Linked DNA regions of Homo sapiens: region 1 is linked to region 2. A link is a contact called in ENCODE Hi-C data. All regions are on one chromosome and are shown on one strand. Each heading gives the region's core, a stretch centred on a gene start or an enhancer-like site at or near the end of the contact. The rest is flanking DNA. Distances are from core to core; before and after follow the strand shown.

What was found. Hi-C counts contacts between places; a loop is a spot of excess contacts on that map. Pooled maps may share reads with other maps.
Region 1: a pooled map shows a loop between it and region 2 (2.7-fold over the local background). The contact joins the promoter of CFAP45 here to the promoter of APCS in region 2. A Hi-C loop is called at or near these places in 3 of 168 maps with a recorded cell type or tissue (PC-9, endothelial cell of umbilical vein and mammary epithelial cell), 3 of 37 single-sample maps with no recorded cell type and 7 of 50 pooled maps.

The regions. Positions count from the first base shown.
Region 1 is chr1:159,898,644-159,901,485 of GRCh38, reverse strand. CFAP45 (cilia and flagella associated protein 45) reads left to right here and starts at 1,321. Exons shown (of 12, transcript NM_012337.3): 1 at 1,321-1,390. The coding sequence starts at 1,388. MIR4259 (microRNA 4259) reads left to right here and starts at 1,407; the gene lies at 1,407-1,507. It overlaps LOC124904435 (a long non-coding RNA gene), which reads right to left and starts at 1,236. Exons shown (of 3, transcript XR_007066679.1): 1 at 673-1,236.
Region 2 is chr1:159,586,348-159,589,082 of GRCh38, reverse strand. It overlaps APCS (amyloid P component, serum), which reads right to left and starts at 1,257. Exons shown (of 2, transcript NM_001639.4): 1 at 1,098-1,257; 2 at 218-982. The coding sequence starts at 1,161. The coding sequence ends at 375.

The DNA.
Region 1 (2,842 bases), core at 72-2,571, 310 kb before region 2:
GGGTGAATACAGGAAGCACCTTATTCACAGTGGGCCGGTTACTTGTCTTCCCTTCTTTCTGAGCTGCAGGGAACGGGGTTCTAATGCCAAGGCTTAGTAAGGAAGGTTCCCACGAACAAAACAGCCCCTTCTCTCAGTCCCAAGCCTCCCAGGGACTGTGCTCCTCCTCTTCAGGCCTTCCCTTCTCCCTCTGATTAAGCCTTCAACACTTGGTGGGACTGGGCAGGGGACACAATTTTGTACTCTTGATCCCAAAGGAGATAAAGGCTGGGAAATCTAGGGAAGGAATGTGAAGCCTGTTGGAGTAAGTCCTTTTAAAAGCAGCAAGAAGTGACCTTGTCTCCCTCTTTCCATTCCCCCGGGGCTTGTGAATAGCCTTCAGTGCCCAAGTTGGAGTAAGAGCTTCAGAAAGACTGGCTGTGAGGGTTTGGAGAGAGGTTTGAGAAAGCAGCTCAGAGACTCACAGAGTCACACCAAGAGCTTAGCTAATCAGCTAATCAGCACTGGAGGAAGACAAATGTCCTTGGTCTGGTGGGACAGCTTCGTGAGGCTTGGAGCATGCAGCCTACCAAAGTGAGCTCAGTGCCAGCCCTGCAAGTTGGGAGGTAGAGAGGCCAAACCAAATTGGAAAAAATGACAAAACCCCTATGTACTTTCTAGAACAATACATACCAGCTAGGAAGTGTTAAAAGACAAGCTCCCCAAAGTCAGTTCCTTAGCTTTTGACTTATTCTAATGTAGGGCCTCCATTTTTAATAAACTCTCCCAGGTGATTCTTAGCTGCAGATTTGAGGCCCGCAATTTAAGAAACTGCTCTTGAGACTGCATAGACATCCTCAGGGCTGGAAGTTCTTTGTTGACCCGACCAGATTCTCTCCTGCTGTGGAACTGGTTTGTCCTGATCCTGCTGGCTTCTCTGCAGACTACACTCATCAGGGGTTGGCTTGGCGCCTCCTGGGCAATGGGGCAAGAGTAATCATAGCAACCTAGGTGAAGTCCCAGGGGAAAACTGTGACCCTGGGCCAGGCTCCTGGGGCCGCTGACAGTTAGAACCCCCTCGGCCCATAGTAAGTTCTTTAGGTTCGGGTTCTGACCGAAAAGTTTGGCCAAAGCCAAAGTGGAGAGCAGGGCACGCCAGGGCGGGTCAATCCTTCAGAGCCGCGGTTGGGCTGGAGCGTGGAGCTGCAACGGTTGGAGCGACGGGCTCCGGTTCCTAAGCCACCAGCACAAGGCAACTGCCCGCTGGAGGTGGGAGGGGCGGGGCCGGGGGCGGGGCCTGAGCCGAAGAACGCGGGCTAGTGGTTGCCAAGGTAACGCGTCAACACTAGGGCCTTGGCGGCGCCGAGGCGGCAGCAGAAGTCCGGAGTCAGGGCGTGTGGCTGAGGAGATGGTGAGGGAGAACCTCAGATGGGCCCCTTGTGTCCTGAATTGGGTGGGGGCTCTGAGTGGGGAAAGTGGGGGCCTAGGGGAGGTCACAGTTGGGTCTAGGGGTCAGGAGGGCCCAGGAGTAAGGAGAACACCTCTAGAAGAAGCAAGGGAGATCCTGAGGTGGGTTCAAAAGAGGAATTAGGGATAGCATCGATAACGATTGGAAATGTGGAGCGCGCTGAGCGGAGGAGTTGGGGAGAAAGGGATGCCCCAACCCTCTCCCCGTTGCCATTACAGCGGGGCCTCTGTGGACCAAAGATTGTGGATGTGGTGTGGGAAAAAGCACTGGTGGGCCGGGCGCGGTGGCTTACGCCTGTAATCCCAGCACTTTGGGAGGCAGAGGCGGGCGGATCATGAGGTCAGGAGATCGAGACCATCCTGGCTAACACAGTGAAACCCCGCCTCTACTAAAAATACAAAAAATTAGCCGGGCGTGGTGGCGGGCGCCTGTAGTCCCAGCTACTCGGGAGGCTGAGGCAGGAGAATGGCGTGAACCCGGGAGGCGGAGCTTGCAGTGAGCCGAGATCGCGCCACTGCACTCCAGCCTGGGCGACACAGCGAGACTCCGTCTCAAAAAAAAAAAAAAAAAAAAAAAGCACTGGTGAGGAGGCCAGATAATGGGTCGTGGTACCTGTTTTGCCACTAACTAGCAAGGTGACTGTGGGTAAGTCATCTAATGTGCCCGAGCCTCAGGTTTTTCTTCTGTTAGCAGGGCTTTGTATCCCTCAGTAGTTAGTCAATAAATATTTGGCAGTGAATGAATGAATGAATAAATGAGTGAGTGAGTGAGGAGGGTCTCAGGTTTGCAAGGCCCGGGAGAGAGATTGGGACAGGACTGGCAGCCTGGGGTTTGCTGGGATGGGGAGGGCTGTCAGGGTACTGAGGGCTGAGAAGGCCAGCAAAGCCTGGGAGGAACCATGAAGGGGATGCCTGGGCTTGAGTGTGTTGGTCCCAGAGGGGAGGGGAAGGGCAGATGATAAGTGTTGGAGTCTTGGGTTATTGGAACTGACCTAGAATGTCTGGGGCACAACAGGTGGCAAAGGTTGCTACTTGGATGTACTTGTGGACAGACTTCAGGCCCAGGGGCTGCATTGCTTTTCTGGGGCTCAGTGGACCTCAGAAGAATTTTGTTAATTATTAAATAAGTCTCCAACAAAGAGCAGTTCCTGACTTTCGAGGACTCCCTGCAGTGTTGTAATTGGGGTGGGGGAGCGTCCCCTTTCACTTATGTATTCTATTTGATTCAGTGTCCCATCTTCTCTCAGCACCTTACAAACACAGTGGCGTATGTATGTATGTGAACACCTACTGTCATGCCTGGTGTCTAAGGGCATATGGTAAATGTTAGTTCCCCTTTTGTCCTCTTTTAAAAATTTCCTATTTCCAAGCTCTCATAGGGCATAAGTTGCACCTG
Region 2 (2,735 bases), core at 8-2,507:
AGTAGCTTTTAAGTATTGCCACTGTTGTGCTCATTGAGTGCTCTGGCTTTGTGATATATCTTTCTAGTTACTTACAGGTTTTCCTCCCCGTACTTGGCAATTGGAGTTTTCAGGATAATGAAACACCAATTACCAATGAAACACCAATTAGTAGATAGATAAGTAGTAGACATAAGATAAAGATATGGGACTATGACAAGCACTAAACAAATGCAGGTAGCATAATACAATATATATTTTTTTAATTAGGCAGACATACAGATAGGAAATTCAAAGAAGAAAGAGCTGCAGATGTAAGATCTAGTATCCAGTTGCTTTGACCAGATCTCTTAGACAGTCATTTCATTTTCAAGTGCTCTCGTTGAGTCAAGACCTCAGACCCACACCAAGGGTTTGATGATGACATATCCTCTGATTTCATAGTTCAGAGCCTGCCAGTCCAGGATATTGGCAGGGAGAGGGGTACCCTGATAGGCAGACAGGATATTTTCTGGGGGCAGCACAGAGTCCCACATGTACAAATCCCCAATCTCTCCCACAAAGGACTGGCTCCTATCAAACTTGCCCCCATAGGAATCCTGTTCCTGCCCCAGGACAATCTTGGGCTGAGCTTCTACAAAGTAACCCTGTCGCAGACCCTTTTTCACCAAAGGTGTCCCATTGATCCAAAATTCAGCAATACCTGATGAGGACTCCCAGCTCACACAGATGTGCACTGGAGCCGGGAACTTTTCGATAACTTTGGATGTAACTTTGTGTCTTCCAATGTATAGACTATACTCTCCAACTCTTTCTTTATAAACTAGTAGCTCATTATCCCTGCCTTGGGTATTGTAGGAGAAGAGGCTGTAGGCACGAGAGAGATCACTATAGGCTCGAAAACACAAGGTAAAGTTCTGTAGAGGCTTCTCCAGCGGTGTGATCAAGTTTACATGATCAGTAACAGATTCTCTAGGAAATACAAACACCTTCCCACTGAGGTCTGCGGGATAAAGAAAGAAAGATAATGACCTTCAGTATAAATGCAGGGAAAAGATATCTCAGCTTCAACCTATTTTCTCACTTTATGATTCTTGACCATTCCTTCACCTCCTTACCTGTGTGAGCAAAGGCTTCCAGGAGGCTGGTGAGGACAGAGATCCAAAGCAGCGGCTTGTTCATATTCCTGGCCTAGGGCTGTTATAGCAGAAGCAGTGACCAGGATGAGGGTAGCAGACAACACAGTGGCTGTCCCCCTAGCGTCTGATATTCATGCCCTTAGACTTCAGGTTATTCAGGGTTTATATGCACCTTGGGTGAGGATGGGGGAGGAAGAGCACCAATAATATGTGAGTGATTTTCCAGGTCTGCCTCCTGGCGCTTACGGTGAAGGAGTGGTGAGCCCTGAGCTGGAAAATCAATGGGAGTTATTTATTAGAGACAAGTGATGGCTAGAGCTCCAACTCCTGTGACCCAGATTTTATTGCTGGGAAGAGAGTCATTGCAGGGCAGCAGGGTTATGGATGGGATGAGGCGCTGGGCTGGCCATGTCAGCAGAGCCTCTCTCTGCTCTCTGGGCCCCCTCTCTGATGGCTCTGTGCTCTGCCAGAAGCTCCTGAGCCACACAGAGTGTATCGCTGAGCTCAGCCCTCTTGTGGGCTATGGGAACAAGGCCTTTTCTTTCTTTTATAGTTCTCAAGTTGTCTTGTATTTGTAGGATATTCTAGGATTCTGCTTTCTGCTGAAGACCCTAAAAAGTGCCTTCAACTTTGACTAATTCAACATCAAGTAATACATCCAGGCAAAGCTAAGGGGAAAGAGGGACTTGGAGAATAAACTTTCTGTCCCCATGAAGCTTAGTATTTTTCTGCTACTTCTACTCAGTGCTTTTTTTTCGTTTGCATATCATGGTGCTTCCTTATCCTAGATCTTTCCATTTCTCATTACGACTTGTTTTCTGGTTACTTCATGCTACCTGCAGAGATGTCAGCATCTCCCCAAGTTTTTCTCTCCTCTTCTTTGAGTCCTTGGTCATTGAGTGTATATCTAATCCATCTTTGGTGATGACCCCACTAATACATTTATTCACTAGCTCTCAGTTACTACACTAGGTGCTGGGGATTCAGTGGTCACTGGCTCTCTCACAGCCCCAGAGATCTCCACCTTCATTCTTTCTATGTCTCCTTCATTCTCTCTCTGTACAGTTTATTAACCACCACTCAAACCTTCTCTGCCTCTGAGATATCAAACTGAAGTTCTTCTTTCTAGCCACATTATTTCTTTCTCTCTCATCCCTGAATTATATGGTGTCTTGTTTCTCATCCTACTGTTTAGCCTCTTGTTCACTCTCTCTTCTGTTAGCTCACCACAGACCTAATCAGCCTTTTCAATGACACAATCACTGCCACCAAGAATACACTTTCTCTATCATTGTTCAAAGTATCCTTCCTATTCTCATCCCTGGGGAGTTTCCATTCTCTACTTTTTTTCTCTAAATGGAATCCCAGGTTGTGAAGCCTTATCTGGCTTGTTGCACAGTATAGGTTAGTGATAAAGTTGGGATTATGCATCTATTGACTCCTGAATTAAATACAGACCATTTGCTTGGAAGCCAATGCCATTTGCAATCTGGCTCTAACCTGGCTATTATCTCAGAATCTAATCCTATTCTCCAGTCAAACACCTCTAATTGTTGTTCTTTATACCTTCCTGGCTTTCTTGATTTCATTACTTCTATTCAGTGCCTTCATACTGTC